Regions from separate parts of the Homo sapiens genome. Here region 2 is linked to region 1. The links are chromatin contacts, found by Hi-C or POLR2A ChIA-PET in ENCODE. All regions are on one chromosome and are shown on one strand. The core of a region is the stretch at or near the end of the contact, and the rest is flanking DNA. Distances in the headings are between cores, read along the strand shown.

What was found. A loop is a pair of places that touch in the nucleus more often than their neighbours do. ChIA-PET counts read pairs that join two places held with the same protein, here RNA polymerase II (POLR2A). Pooled maps may share reads with other maps.
Region 2: a loop to region 1 is called in a pooled map, with 7 times the contacts of the local background. The contact joins the enhancer-like site here to the promoter of BRI3BP in region 1. A Hi-C loop is called at or near these places in 1 of 37 single-sample maps with no recorded cell type and 2 of 50 pooled maps. POLR2A ChIA-PET finds 5 or more read pairs at or near these places in 1 of 52 experiments (A673).

Annotation. Positions count from the first base shown.
Region 1 is chr12:124,990,620-124,998,251 of GRCh38, forward strand. BRI3BP (BRI3 binding protein) reads left to right here and starts at 3,026. Exons shown (of 3, transcript NM_080626.6): 1 at 3,026-3,384. The coding sequence starts at 3,172. RefSeq lists enhancers at 1,596-2,096, 3,816-3,905, 5,086-5,225 and silencers at 2,856-3,175, 3,196-3,245, 3,346-3,395, 3,406-3,655, 3,666-3,725.
Region 2 is chr12:127,039,300-127,046,931 of GRCh38, forward strand. The region is part of intron 1 of LINC02405 (long intergenic non-protein coding RNA 2405); the gene reads right to left. Among named protein-coding and RNA genes, the nearest start is that of LINC02405, 17 kb to the right of the region's middle. RefSeq lists an enhancer at 2,739-2,868 and a silencer at 2,852-3,052. Within about 2 kb of position 2,917, at least 2 of the 41 ENCODE cell types and tissues checked have a DNase peak (open chromatin) inside an H3K27ac peak, as active enhancers do.

The DNA.
Region 1 (7,632 bases), core at 1,776-4,275:
TAGTGGAGCAGTCTCGGCTCACTGCAACCTCCACCTCTCGGGTTCAAGCGATTCTCCTGTCTCAGCCTTCCAAGTAGCTGGGATTACAGGCACCCACCAAGATGCCCATCTAATTTTTGTATTTTTAGTAGAGATGGGGTCTCACCATGTTGGCCAGGATGGTCTCAAACTCCTGACATCAAGTGATCGGCCCACCTTGGCCTCTCAAAATGATGAGATTACGGGCCTGAGCCACTGCACCCAGGCTCAAATCTGTGTTTTTATGGATTTTGTTGCTCAGGATGATAGTGATCTAAAGTTTCTTCTTTAAATATGTTTATTTAAATAAATTAAAAGTTTAAGAAACGTTTAAAAAATGTTAAGTAGGTAGTAGTACACTTGCCTATATTTCCTTCTAAAATATAATATATCAGTGAATTACCTTCCAGAAGGTATAGACCATTCTAGACAGCAAGAAGAAGGCAGATACATAACAGCATGGATGGATCTCACAAATATAAAGTTGAACAAAAGCTGGGCGTGGTGGCTCACGCCTGTAATTCCAGCACTTTGGGAGGCCAAGGCAGGCGGATCACCTGAGGTCAGGAGTTTGAGACCAGCCTGGCCAACATGGCGAAACCTGTCTCCACTAAAAATACAAACATTAGCCGGGTGTGGTGGCGCGTGCCTATAGTCCCAGCTACACGGAAGGCTGAGGCAGGAGAATCGCTTGAACCCCGGAGGCGGAGGTTGCAGTGAGCCGAGATCATGCCACTGCACTCCAGCCTGGGCAACAGAGCAAGACTCCGTCTCAAAAAATAAAAAATAAATAAAAAAAAAAGTTGAACAAAAGAAGCCAACCCCCAGAGTACTGTGTGGTTCATTTACATAAACTTCAAACACAGGCAAATGAATCCCCTAAATTTTAAGAGGAACATAGTGAATGGGAGGGGACAAAGGGAGGCTTCGTGGGGGAACTGGTAATGTTTCGTTTCTTGATTTGGGTGCTGGTTACCTTGGGTATTCAGTTTGTGAAAATTCATAAAAATTTATATGATTGTGTATTTTTCTGTATGTTATACCTTAATTAAAAAGTTTATTATTATTATTATTATTATCATTTTTTATAGAGATAGGTTTCACTATGTTGGCCAGGCTGGCCTCGAACTCCTGTGTTCAAGCAATCCTCCTGCCTTGGCCTCCCAAAACAAGCTTGTGCCACTACACCTGGCGTAAAAAAAGGTTTTTGTTTTGTTTTGTTTTGTTTTTGGGACGGAGTTTCACTCTTGTTGCCCAGGCTGGAGTGCAGTGGCTTAGTCTCGGCTCACTGCAACCTCCGCCTCCCAGGTTTAGGCGGTTGTCCTGCCTCAGCCTCCCGAGTAGCTGGGATCACAAGCAGGCACCACCATAACTGGCTCATTTTGGATTTTTTTTTTTTTTTTTTTTTTTTTTTGAGACGGAGTCTCGCTCTGTCGCCCAGGCTGGAGTGCAGTGGCACGATCTCGGCTCACTGCAACTTCCGCCTCCCGGGTTCACGCCATTCTTCTGCCTCAGGCTCTGAGTAGCTGGGACTACGGCGCCCGCCGCCACGCCCGGCTATTGTATTTTTAGTAGAGACGGGGTTTCACTGTGTTAGCCAGGATGGTCTCGATCTCCTGACCTCGTGATCCGCCCGCCTCGGCCTCCCAAATTGCTGACCTTGTGATCCGCCCGCCTCGGCCTCCCAAAGTGCTGGGATTACAGGCGTGAGCCACGGCGCCTGGCCTCATTTTGTATTTTTAGTAGAGACGGAGGGATTTCTCCATGTTGGTCAAGCTGGTCTCGAACTCCCGACCTCAGGTCACCCGCCTCAGCCTCCCAAAGTGCTGGAATCACAGGCGTTAACCACCGCACCCGACCTACAAAAAAGTTTTTAAAAAGATAAACAATACAGGAAAAAATGTGCAAAGGATATGAATAGGTAATTCACAGAGAAGTAATTCAAATGGCCAATAAATCTATGAAAATCTTACTAGGAATCCAGAAAATGTAAATTCAAAAATAAGAGCATTTTGTATTCTTTGGATTGGCAAAAATTGAGTTTTATTTTCTTGGTTGTCTAAAAAAAATGTTGGTTAGACTTGATTTGTTTGATTTAGGATGCAAACAGGGTCCTTGCATTGCATGGGTTATTATGGCTCTTAAGTCTTTAAAACCAATTATCCTCCTCTTCGCTCACCTTTTATACCAATTATTTATTGAACAAACTGGGTCGTTTGTTTGGTAGAATGCCCCACATGCTGGAGTTGGTTGGTTGCTTCTGCTGCTTCTAAGTTTTCCTTATCTGCCATATTTCCTGTAAACTGTAGGTTTGATCTAGAGGCCCCATCAGGTTCATGCTCAACTTGTCTTGGCAAGAATCCATCGCAGGTGGCGCTGGTACTTCCTGGCACTAAGATCGATTGGCGGGACCGGGACTTCGCGGCTTAGCCCCTCCATTTTCAAGTTCCCCGCCAAACCCTCCCCTCTTGGTTGTACCCATTTCTGATGATCATCGCGTGAATCCATCATTCTATTGAGGGGTGCCAAATAATTTTCGGATTCTCTCATTCATCCTCATGTATTAGCTGGACTTTGTAAAAGAAAGTCCCTCCCCAACTATTTTGGGGCTCTGAAATACAGTTCATTCAGGAAGGGCAGGAGGATGCCTGATGCTTTCTTGTTATTTAAAATTTTCAGGATGAATGAGCTGATGCCCACGAGGGCGAATTTTGGGGTACCATTATAATACATTCAGGGAGATTACATATATGTCTATTTCATGTTTTTCAATCAGTTGCAGTCACTTTCCTGGTTGAAGCTGTTGCAAGTTTTACAGGCACGGGTTGCTTTTCCACGGATAAGTTAAAAAAGAGAATTTTTTTTTAAATGATGAGAAGCCGCACCGGGTCGGGGCAGGCTTCCGGGAGGCGGGCGCGGGGCCCCGGGGCCGGGTCGCGTTGGTCCCGCGCCGGGGGCGGGGCGCGGCGTGGGCTGGGCCGTGCGCCTTTGCGCGCGGGGCGGGGCAGGTGGCGCAGCAGCGGCGGCGGCGGCTGTGGGTAAAGGCGCGGCGCGCGGCCCCCGAGCGCGCCAACCTTGCCCTAGCCGGAGCCCGCTGCGGCCCAGCGCACGGCCCTCACCCCGCATCGCGACCCCGCGCCCCGCCGGCCGAGCATGGGCGCGCGCGCCTCAGGCGGGCCCCTGGCCCGGGCCGGGCTCCTGCTGCTGCTGCTGCTGCTGCTGCTGCTCGGGCTGCTGGCCCCGGGCGCGCAGGGGGCGCGGGGCCGCGGCGGCGCGGAGAAGAACAGCTACCGCCGCACGGTCAACACCTTCTCCCAGAGCGTCAGCAGCCTGTTCGGCGAGGACAACGTGCGCGCCGCTCAGAAGGTGGGCGCCGGGCCCGCGCCCGCGGTCACCTTGCCCCGGTCGCCACGCACCTGGCTACCGGGGCCGACCTGGGAGGAGCGCGGCCTCCGGGGCTGCCCGCCCGGCCAGCGCGCGGGAAGAGGGGGTCCGGCCTGCGCCTCGGGGCCTGCCGCCTGCGGCCCCCGCCGGGCCTGACCAGTGCGGGTCTGGGCGGCCGGGCCTCGGGGCGCCCTCTCCTCTGCGCCGCGCTTCTCCTTGGACCTTGCCTCCGCGGTCGGCGCAGCCAGAGTCTCTCCCGGCTGCGCTGACGCCTGCCGCGCGTCTCATTCATTCATTCACCGCGTTTGAATGGCTCCTACTGTGAGCCAGGCAGCACACTGGCGCTCTCGGTCCCCACGCGGCTGCGCCCTCCCCAGCTACCCCGGGTTTGTCCTAGCCTCGCATCCCGACCCACTTCCCCTGGGACCTTCTGCCCCACTCCTCCTCCTGCTTTGAAGATACTTGGAGTTGTTTTTACTTTACAGGAAAAGAAGGGAGCAATGCGATTTGCTCGGTGGCTTTGGGAAACCGAGCACCTACTGTGTGCGGGGCCTTTCGCGTGGAGCCTTTTGTTTAGTTTGGGGAGGTCCCGGATCCTGCAGCCTCCTGGGAAGGGTGTTGAGTCCCAGGAGGATCGCAGGGGGTTTTCCCCAATTCCTGCTCTCTGGAGCTAGGTGCGATAGGGGTGCCATTCCGGGCCGAAGTCCGCCGACTAGCTCTTGAGAAGGAGGAAGTTACTGGGGACAGTTGTGTGTGGTATTGCGGTTCCTTTGCTGTTCCCTGGGGAGGAGGGGGCTCTTGCTTGCCGCCAGCCTTCCTGGGGTTTTGGAGTCAGAGAAGTTTGGGTTCAAGTTGGAGCTCTACCAGTTGGATGACTTTGGGGAAGTGACTTCACTTCTTTGAGCTTGTTTCTTTATTTGTTAAATGGGGATAGTAATCATTCCCCTTCATTGCGAGGTTGTAATTATGACTAGTTGGTACCTTCCTGGCCCAGAATCATGGCTAAAAAGTTAAAGTTTTCTGCTCATTGAGAGGGAGTGGGGAATAGAAGGGAATATGAAGGCCGAAATCAGATTGACTGCATGTTCTTACTGGATAACATGAAAGGTTAATTTGTTAGGAAAACAGTAAGTTTTGACCTCCCTCTCCTGTGGGCAGGGGCACCTCTTGCACAGGTGGGTCTGTGTCTTCATACATGTAGGGGAGAGAACGCTTTGTAGGTGGCCAAAGAGGGGCAAGGAAGCAGGGCTGAACGCCTGAATGTGAAAAGGTTGCCCTGGAGTCTGGCGCGGGAAAGGATCAGGGGTGTGAGTGCAGGGAGTCTCACTTACTTCCTCTTGATGCCGTTTCGGAGCTATTTGAAGGCAGAAATCATTTGTTTTAGAGCAAAAATAAGCCTGTCTTTTTCACGCAGGGTGACCACAGGATCCCCATGTCTCAACTGACGGTGGTTCCATGTGACAATCTAAGGCCAACAAACATGAAATACGAGTGGTTATTTAAGACTTTTACTTAAATAAGACAATCTGTATTCTGGCAGAGCATCTCCGAATCTGGGGGTCAGAGCTCTTCCTGGGCTAAACCGGGGTTTGTGCCTTTAATAGAGATACTAATGATTACTAAGTGCTTTTGTAGATAGAATAATCTTATGTAATCCTTAGAATGACCCTGTGCAGTAGGTACTGTTACTGTTCCCATTTGACAGATGAGGAAACTGAGACACAGAGCAGTGAAGTGGCTGGTTTCAGGTCAGATGAGTGGCAGAGCCAGGATGTGAACCTAGGCAGAGTGGACATGGAGCCCACATTAGTATCTCTCGCCTGTTTTCCTGCTTCATGACCCCTTCCCTGTTCCCCGAGTCAGTACAGCATCCAGAGGCTGACCTGACTTCTTTCCTTTTTGTTTTTTTGAGACGGAGGTCTGGCTCTGTTGCTCAGGCTGGAGTGCAGTGGAGTGATCTCGTCTCACTACAACCTCCACCTCCCAGGTTCAAGCGATCTTCCCCACTCACCCTCCCAAGTAGTTGGGATTACAGGTGTCCACCAGCATGCCTGGCTAAGTTTTGTATTTTTAGTAGAAAAGAGGTTTCACCATGTTGACCAGTCTGGTCTCAAACTCCTGACCTCAAGTGATCCTCCCGCCTCGGCCTTCCAAAGTGCTGGGATTACAGGTGTGAGCCATTGCACCTGGCCTGACTTATTTTATTTCCTGCTGAGTGTAGCCCACACTGGCCAGGCTTGGGGATATTGTTTTGTTAATTTTATGGGTTTTTTTTTAAATTTAATTAATTAATTTATTTTTTGAGACAGACTCTTACTCTGTCACCCAGGCTGGAGTGCGTTGGCACGATCTTGGCTCACGGCAACGTCTGCCTCCTGGGCAAGCAATTCTCCTGCCTCAGCCTCCTGAGTAGCCGGGATTACAAGTGAGTAGCCGGGATTACAAGTGAGCACCACCACATCCGGCTAATTTTTTATGTTTTTGGTAGAGATGAGGTTTCATCATGTTGGCCAGGCTGGTCTCAAACTCCTGACCTCAAGTGATCTGCCGACCTCAGCCTTCCAAAAGTGCTGGGATTACAGGCGTAAGCCACCGTGCCCAGCCTGTTTTGTGAATTTTAAATAAAGGAAAACTGGGTCTGCCAGCAACTGTAGTTTTCAGCATGCCTGGGTTTACGAATTAGAGCCAAACCTGCTTTGTGAAGTTTAATGGTATTTAAAAAAACACCCCATAGTCTTTTTTTTTTTTTTTTTCCGAGATGGAGTATTGCTTTGTCGCCCAGGCTGGAATGCAGTGGTTCAGTCTTGGCTCATGGCAACCTCTGCCGCCCAGGTTCAAACAATTCTCCTGCCTCAGCCCCCTGAGTAGCTGGGATTACAGGCGTGTGTGCCACCATGCCTGGCTAATTTTTGTATTTTTAGTAGAGATGGGGTTTCACCATGTTGGCCAGGCTGGTTTCGAACTCCTGACCTCGTAATCCGCCCTCCTCAGCCTCCCAAAGTGCTATGATTAGAGGCTTGAGCCACCGTGCCCGGCCTCCCATATTCTAATCTAGGACTTGTCTGAAATACACCTATGACCATCCTGTTTGGAGCATGGGAACAGACATGAGTTTGAATCCTAGCTGTTTCTCACTCGCTCTGTGACCCTGAGCCAGTTGCTTTACTTCTCTTTTTTTTTTGCTTTACTTCTCTTTTTTTTTTTTTTTTTTTGAGATGCAGTCTCGCTTCTTCTCCCAGGCTGGAGTGCAATGGCGAGCTCTCGGCTTACTGCAACCTCCGCCTCCCGGATTCACGAAATTCTCCTGCTTCAGCCTCCCTAGTAGCTGGGGTTACAGGCAGATGCCACCACGACCAGCTAATTTTTGTATTTTTAGTAGAGACAGGGTTTCACTGTGTTGGCCAGGCTGGTCTCGATCTCATGACTTCAGGTGATCTGCCTGCCTCGGCCTCCCAAAGTGCCGGATTTACAGACGTGAACCACCGTGCACCACCCAGTTGCTTTACTTATCTGTGTCCCATTTGTTCAGAGGAGATAAATTGGGGAATTAAAGGAGATTGGTTGGGCTGCACAATGCCAGGGACTGAATAAGCATTTAGTAAATGGTAGAATATTTCTATATGAAGGGAATTTGTCTGGTAGGAGGTAATAGACTTGTTAATTCCTTTAAAAATTATTAAGTGATGCCCTGGCATGGTGGCTCACACCTGTAATCCCAGCACTTAGGGAGGCCAAGGTGGGCAGCTCATCTGAAGTCAGGAGCTCGAGACCAGCCTGGTCAACATGGCGAAACCCTGTCTCTACTAAAAATACAAAAATTAGGCCAGGTGTGGTGGCTCACGCCTGTAATCCTAGCACTTTGGGAGGCCAAGGTGGATGGATCACCTGAGGTCAGGAGTTCAAGACCAGCCTGACCAACATGGTGAAACCCTGTCTCTACCAAATACAAAAAATTAGCCAGGCGTGGTGATGCATGCCTGTAATCCCAGCTACTTGGGAGCCTGAGGCAGGAGAATCGCTTGAACCCGGGAGGCGGCCGTTGCAGTGAGCCAAGATTGCACCGTTGCGCGCGCCAGCCTGGGCAACGAGTGAAACTCCGTCTCAAAAAAAAAAAAAAAAAATTAGCTGGGCGTGGTGGTGCACGACTGTAATCCCAGCTACTTGGGAGGCTGAGGCAGGAGAATAGATTGAGCCCGGGAGGCTGACGTTGCGGTGAGGTTGAGTCGCCCC
Region 2 (7,632 bases), core at 1,667-4,166, 2.0 Mb after region 1:
ACCTCCGCCTTCCGGGTTCAAGCAATTCTCCTGCCTCAGCCTCCCAAGAAGCTGGGATTACAGGCATGCACCACCATGCCTGGCTAATTTTTTTTTTTTTTTTTTAGTAGAAACAGGTTTTCAACAAGTTAGCTAGGCTGGTCTTGAACTCCTGACCTCAGGTGATCTGCCCGCCTCAGCCTCCCTTATCCCTTTTATACACAATGTGCTGCAGAGGCCTGGACATTTCTGTCAAGTATCTATGAGCACCCATTTGTGCAGCACAAACTCATTTATAAAGGAGAAAGCACTTCAAACTACAAAGATGCTTCAGGACGCATTATTCAGTGTTCTATGTTGCCAATTGCCTAATAGATTTCAAATTTAGCTTCTTTGTTTCAAATTCATGGAGGTAAATTGGGACCAAGAAATTCTTTGACTTAGGACACATGTGTTATTTTAGTTATTAAAAGTATTTATTTAAACTATCAAAACAATGTATGTTTTGGTAGTTTAAATAAATGTACAGTTTAAATAAATGTACAGAATGTACAGGTTAAATAACAAATGGAAATCCCCTTTCTGTATCATATCTGCCTAACTGTCCTGAATCTCAACCTTGCAGATACTAAAAAGGTTAATGGTTTTAAATATATTTCCCCATTACATTTCTTGGAATTTACACACACACAGAGTGTGACAGAGAGAGAGCGAGAGCAGGAGTGAGTGAGTGAGAGAGAGAGAGAAAGAGACGAAGATTTCGATAATGTTAGTGTGATAAAAAGCTATGGCCATATGTTCAGAAAGACATTAATTTTATAAGGGTGTGTGTGTGTGTGTGTGTGTATCTAAGTATTTGTCTATGTTGTGTGGAAAAAGTACAGAAATGAAGAAGTGGGCAATTCTTGAAGGATGATGTTGGGCGAGTAAATTAAGATACACAATGGGGAAGTGATATGGTTTGGCTGTGTCCCCACCCAAATCTCATCTTGAATTGTTGCTCCCATAATTCCCACGTGTTGTGGGAGAGACCTGGTGGGAGATAATTGAATCATGGGGGCGGTTTCCCCTACCCCGTTCTTGTGTTAGTGAATAAGTCTCACAAGAGCTGATGGGTTTACAAGGGGTTTCCCCTTTCCTTTGGTTCTCTTTTTCTCTTGCCTGCCACTATGTAAGGTGTGCCTTTCGCCTTCCACCGTGATTGTGAGGTCTCCCCAGCCATGTGGAACTGTGAGTCCACTAAACCTCTTTCCTTTTATAAATTACCAAGTTTCAGGTACGTCTTTATCAGCAGCATGAAAACAGACTAATACAGGGAGAGAATAGAGCTCCCCATCTTCTGAGATAAGACCTTGCTGTCAGTATGGCCTTGGGGCTATATGCTGCAATCATCCCTATACACAGCTTAAGATAGACAATACTCTCACTCCTTCTAATGCTGGCTTACCAATTTTGAGTCAAAAAATTACAAAACACCTAGTTCTGTGTGATGGGCTGCCTAAATTTCATGAGTAAGTTTTCCTTTCTATTTGTTGGAAATAAAGCACAAAAGTCCATTTTATATTTAAACATTATTTTGAATTCAAATTTCAAGGCATTTTGAGATCTGTTGCATCATCAGTGATTCTCAAAGTATTTCTAGAAAATCTAGTGCTCCTAGATGCTAGTGGAGGAAAGGCATCTCTGGTTAAGTTTATTGTGGGTTATGTGGCATATATTGATCTTGAGAGGTAGCAATGCACGCTGAAGGCCCTTAGAAGCTTTGGAATAAAAAACATGACTGATAATATTTTTAATGCTATTTTTCAACGTGTTTGTTCAGAAAAATCGTATCTACCCACCTATCTATTAATATCTATCTACTTATATGTTTATACCCTTATTCTCACTAAACCTCCATTTCTTCTACGTGAAATGGGTACAATGCCACAGGATCACTGTGACAGCCTCGTGCGTTCATGACCGCACGGTGCTCTGGATCATATCTGGCATAAAATAAGCACTCGGCAAATGTGAGTGACTGTATCAGGCAGTTCCCACATTGCTGTAAAGAAATACCTGAAACTTGGTAATTTATAAAGAAAAGAGGGGCCACGCACGGTGGCTCACGCCTGTCATCCCAACACTTTGGGAGGCCAAGGTGGGCGGATCACTTGAGGTCAGGAGTTCGAAGCTAGCCTGGCCAACATGGTGAAAACCCATCTCTACTAAAAATACAAAAATTAGGTGGGTGTGGTGGCACATGCCTGTAATCCCAGCTACTCGAGAGGCTGAGGCGGGAGAATCGCTTGAATCTGGGAGGTGGAGGTTGCAGTGAGCCAAGATTGTACCACTGCACTCCAGCCTGAGTGCTTCTTTTTAAGACTTATTCTCAAAAAAAAAAAAAGAGGTTTAATTGGCTCCTGTTTCCACGGGCCCTACAGGAAGTGTACTAGCTTCTGCTTCTGGGTTCTGGGGAAGCCTCAAGAAGCTTCCAATCATGGTGGAAGGTGAAGGGGAAGCAGGCACATCTTACATGGCCGGGGCAGGAGGAAGAGAGAAAGTGGGGAGGTGCCACACAATTTTAAACAACCAGATACTGTGAGAACTCTATCATTATACAGTACCAAGGTAGATGGTGCTAAACCATTCATAAGAACTCTGCCCCCATGATCCATTCACCTCCCACCAGGCCCCACCTCAACACTGGGGATGACAATTCAACATGAGATTTTCTGGGGACACAGATCCAAACCATATCAGCAATTAAGCAGACACAAGGTGGATTTTAAGACATGCTTCAACATGTACTCTAGTCTAATGTATGCCAGCGTCAATGATAATCCGGCTGAAGTGCCCAACTGAGGCTACCCTTTAAACTAAAAATAATCAGTTACTATTTTATAAGACTGACTCAGATTGAGAAGTCTCAAATAGTAACTGAGAATCCTGTATGTTTCGCAACCTCCTTCACATTTGTTTCACCTACAGTAAATTCCAGCTGCTCACACAAAAAGAGGAAGTGTGCAGATGGGTGTATTTATATATGTGTGTGATTGTGTATTTTATATGTTGAGCTGAAACTCAGGGAAATTGGGCTGTTTCCTTTTCTTGTTTCTATTTATTTTCTTAGTTATTAGGTTGAGACCTGTCAATATCATTCACTTGACACTTCCATGCAGCATGGACCACAACACACTCTTCTCACTCTGGCTCACACATGCAGCCCTTTCTACATATCAGGCTATGAGCTTCCAACTTTCTGAATAACAAGATATCTATTTCCTTGCAGTTTCACACTCTGTTCACACTTGATTTCCCTGTTTATTTGCTTAGTCAACCCTACTCTCTTCCAACACCCCTACCACACTCTTTCCTTATGCTACTAGATCTTTAATTGGCCACAGTGATCATGCTCGTTTATTAATTTTAAAAATATTTATTGACTGTCTGCTCTGACCTGGCCTGTGCTGGGTGATGTAGCCCCTAACGGGCAAACATTCCAATCTGTTATATTTGCTTCTCCCCGTCTCTCTCCAGCACTCACAACACAGGCTGAATATTGTAGCAGTATGTGTGAGACGTGCACAAGGATGAATGGAAGATGGATAATATTGTATAAACGGAGGGTTGAAAGCAAGTGCTCCACCTGAAAGACAGTTATAGTTACAGAAATGAAAACTGATACTTTTTTTGAGATACTTCATAATTTCAAGATGCAATTATATCTCCATAGGGCAATAGGATCCCATAATTACAACCACAATCCTTCGGGCCCTGCATTTTAGACTCTATAGCCCCCAGAGCTCTTGAGCCCTCTAACACACTGCCATCCTGGGAAAACACTCTGGGGACCCCCTCTAACAGGCCTGATGCACCTGGTGAAGCTTCTGCTTAGAGAGGGGTCACAACTCAGCCTGGATCTTCAGGTAAAAGGTTGGAACATCAGGTATTCCAGGTTCACAACATGACTCATTCTAGGAGACTCCAGCTAGGCTCTGTTGTTTGACAGAGGATGGCCAAGTTGGTCTTAAATGAAGGCCTAGGTTGGGGCACGTGCAGATCCAGGCGGAAAAGTCAACCCATGGGATGCACCTGGGACATGCCAGGTGTGGACCCTTGAGGACCTCATGACTGCATTCTGCAGGGAAAAAGACAAGAAACCAATCAGACATGTTCACTGCGGGGCTTAGCCTTGCTGAAGAAAAACAAGAAAATGCCTCAGTTGGAGAAAGATCCTATGAAGGCCATCCTGAGAGGTAGGGAGAGGAGAGTATTGTGAAATGAAGTCATCCAAAAAGGGGATTTGGAGCCACGGTATTAGTGAGATCATACCAGACATGAGAATGACTCTAGGCTGAGCCACAGTGAAGGAACTCCAGCAGGTGAGCATTGGGAAAAGAGGCAGAAAGAGCCTATCTGGGGTCAGCTCTGGGATTGGGTTCTTAGCGGAGTTGGGCTTGTCACCCTCGGCGGCTAGGAACCCATCACCTATATGATCATGCTCCACAGGAGATCCATGCTTCTTGGTGTGGTTCCATTGATACCTGTAATCATCATACCTCAAGCTCAAGCCTGGCTGTATCACCAGGGGCAGCCAGATAGTAGCTTTGCAGACCATGTGGTCTCTGTCACGAGCAGCAGCCACAGGCCGTATGTGTCAAGTGTAGCATAAACATGTATAAACAATCAGATGTAGCTTTAAATTCTTTCTTACAAAACATGCATTGGACTGAATTGGTCCTGAAGGTCATTAGTTTGCTATCCCCTGAAGGAGTCTGTAGCTTGTCTGAATATGAAAATAATTACACCAAATGCTTGGTTAAAACAAAACAACACAGTAACAACACTTTAGTTTCTGCCAGTAAAAGTAGGAGAGTCAATAATACACAATGGCTAAGAACTCAGTCTCTAACATTAAACTTACTTGAATCTAGTCTATAACCAATTCTTAATGGTATAACCCTGGGAGAGTTTCTTGGCTTTACTAAGCCTCGACTTCTTTGTCTGTAAAATGAGAATAATAGATGAATTTACCTTTTGGAGTGTTCTAGTGATGCAGCGATAATGTATTTAAAATGCAATGATTAGAACCTGATATGTGTATGGGTCAATTTATATGAACTATTGTTATTAGCAATATGTTCTCCTATCATGAACCTAGTTGGAAAGACATAACCTCAGGTGAGACAAACCTTTGGTACAACAAAGCCTGCTTGATAATCTCATTACCAATAGTACATTTCTAACTTCTTGCCACTCTCTCATGGTTCATGTTTTTGAGGATCACCTTTCTTCAGCTGGTCAGGAGCTTTGAAGTTCCAAACTAATAGGACAATATTAGCAAATAAGTAACGTATAGATTGTTGTCACAGTAATTTAAGAATGTTTAGCCAAGGAAACATCTGGAATGATATCAGATACGTTCTAAAATATATAATCTGACAGATTAACTTCATGGAGTTAAAATTGTCCTATGATGGTTCTCAGAAAATCGCTTGAGTTTGCTTTACTGCTTAGGATCAGATTATAGCATTAAAGTAAAGGAACATTGATACCCTCCTTGGTCTCTGACCCAGACTGGAGTCAGTTCTCATCATCTGCTGCTAATCTTTGTACCTCTTCATAGAGATTTTCTTAAATTCCAAAAGAGCAATTTTCTGATAAGGATAGTAGTAATATCAGCTAATGTTAACTTCCTAAAACTACATAGTGAAACTTAAGCTGGAGAAATGCCATCTCCTTTGCCTTTGGAGGAGCCAGAACTATGGAATAAAAATGACTACATGCTTATCATGTTTCCTGATGGGAAAGTACACTTCACTGACCGGTAGTTAGCCTCATGAACTCTTAGTTACTTCCAGAATTATCACTTCTTGGAAGTGATTACACCAGGGTCAGGGAGACCATTTTATTTCCCTTTATTTTTACATTAGACAAGGAGTATCTATGCTGATTATTAGTTATAATAAGCAATCCTACCTTTTGGTGATTTATACCATTCATTTATCTCTTGCAAACCTCTTAGCAAATTTATAACTAGGCACAATTATCTGACAGAAAGTAATAATGGTACCAATCATTTGCAGTGTGGCAAATGCTATTCTGATTAATTTACATGTTTGAATCTATTTATTCTTCACAACTTCCCTAAGAAGTGCGTGCTATTATTATCCTCACTGCAAGGAGACCCACAGTCAGATGGACACAATGTGATATGCCAGGATTTACCTTTATGGCCTGGGTTTTAATTACTGTGTTACAGAGATATTCACACGTCTCTGAATCTTTAAAACCAACTTTTTAAAGTACTTACAAATGGTATTTTAAGAATTCCACAATAACAAAAGATTTGTAAATTTCTTGGAGAGTAATTTTATTTAACAGTGAGAGTGATAGATGTTATCTGGAATGAGGATATTGTGCTGGCCCTCAGACAGCTACATAATTTGTCATGATTATAAATGTACAGGCATAGGCTGGCAGAGAGCTCTATAGTAAATGGAATTCTATTCTGAAATGAATACGTAAACTGGTAGAGATTTGCACATAAATATTAGGCAGAGTTAATGCTCTGGGGATTATAGATATTTATGATTTTTTAAATACCCAGGCCATCAGCCAACATATCCTTTACGACAGTGGAAAGAAAATGAAACTAAGGTGGGACTCAGTGACTCACGCCTGTAATCCCAGCACTTTGGGAGGCCGAGGCGGGTGGATCACCTGAGGTCAGGAGTTCTAGACCAGCCTGGACAACATGGTGAAACCCCATCCATACTAAAAATACAAAAATAAGCCGGCCGTGGTGGCAGGCACCTGTAATCCCAGATACTCAAGGGGTGCTGAGGCAGGAGAATCGCCTGAATCGGGGAGGCGGAGGTTGCAGTGAGCTGAGATTGTGCCATCGCACTCCAGCCTGGGGGACAAGAGCGAGACTTTGTCTCAAAAGAAAAAGAAAATGAAACTAAAAGGCTAAAAAAAGATGAATAGGGCAACAAAGAAAAAAAAGAAAAGAAAAGATCAAGTAGTTTGAGAAAAAGACACAGAAAATAAAACCCATCTTTGCTAAAATCTGTAATAACAATTTATGTAAAAATCCTAGATGAGAATTATTAAAACCCAAGATCTAACTAAAAATCAAAATATGTTCCAATATATTATTTATATGGTATACTTCAGAGACAAAAAGCAGTTCTATTCATGGCCATAAACTCAAGGTCATAAAAATAAATTAGCACAGCCCCTAAGAAAATTCACCCACTGACATACATTGTAGCCACATAACTTACCATTAAACCAGATAATGTAGTGACACTTCTGGCATCCATTAAATCAGATAATATGGCAACACTTCTAGGGGGCATTAAATCAGACAGTATGGTAACACTTTGAGGATGCATTAAACCAGGTAATACGGTAACACTTCTAGGGTGCATTAAACCAGATAATATGGTAATACTTTAAGGATGCATTAAACCAGACAAAATAGTGACATTTCTAGGATGCACCTTGCCCTCCCACCAGCCTGATCATTGCACATAGGAGACTCAGAGAGTTCTTACCTTTAATGTAGATTCCAAAACTTACATTGGGGGGACCTTGTACATGCTCTGTAACTCTCTCAGCCTCAGTTTCCTCATATGCAAAATGAAGGAAAATATCTTTCCAACA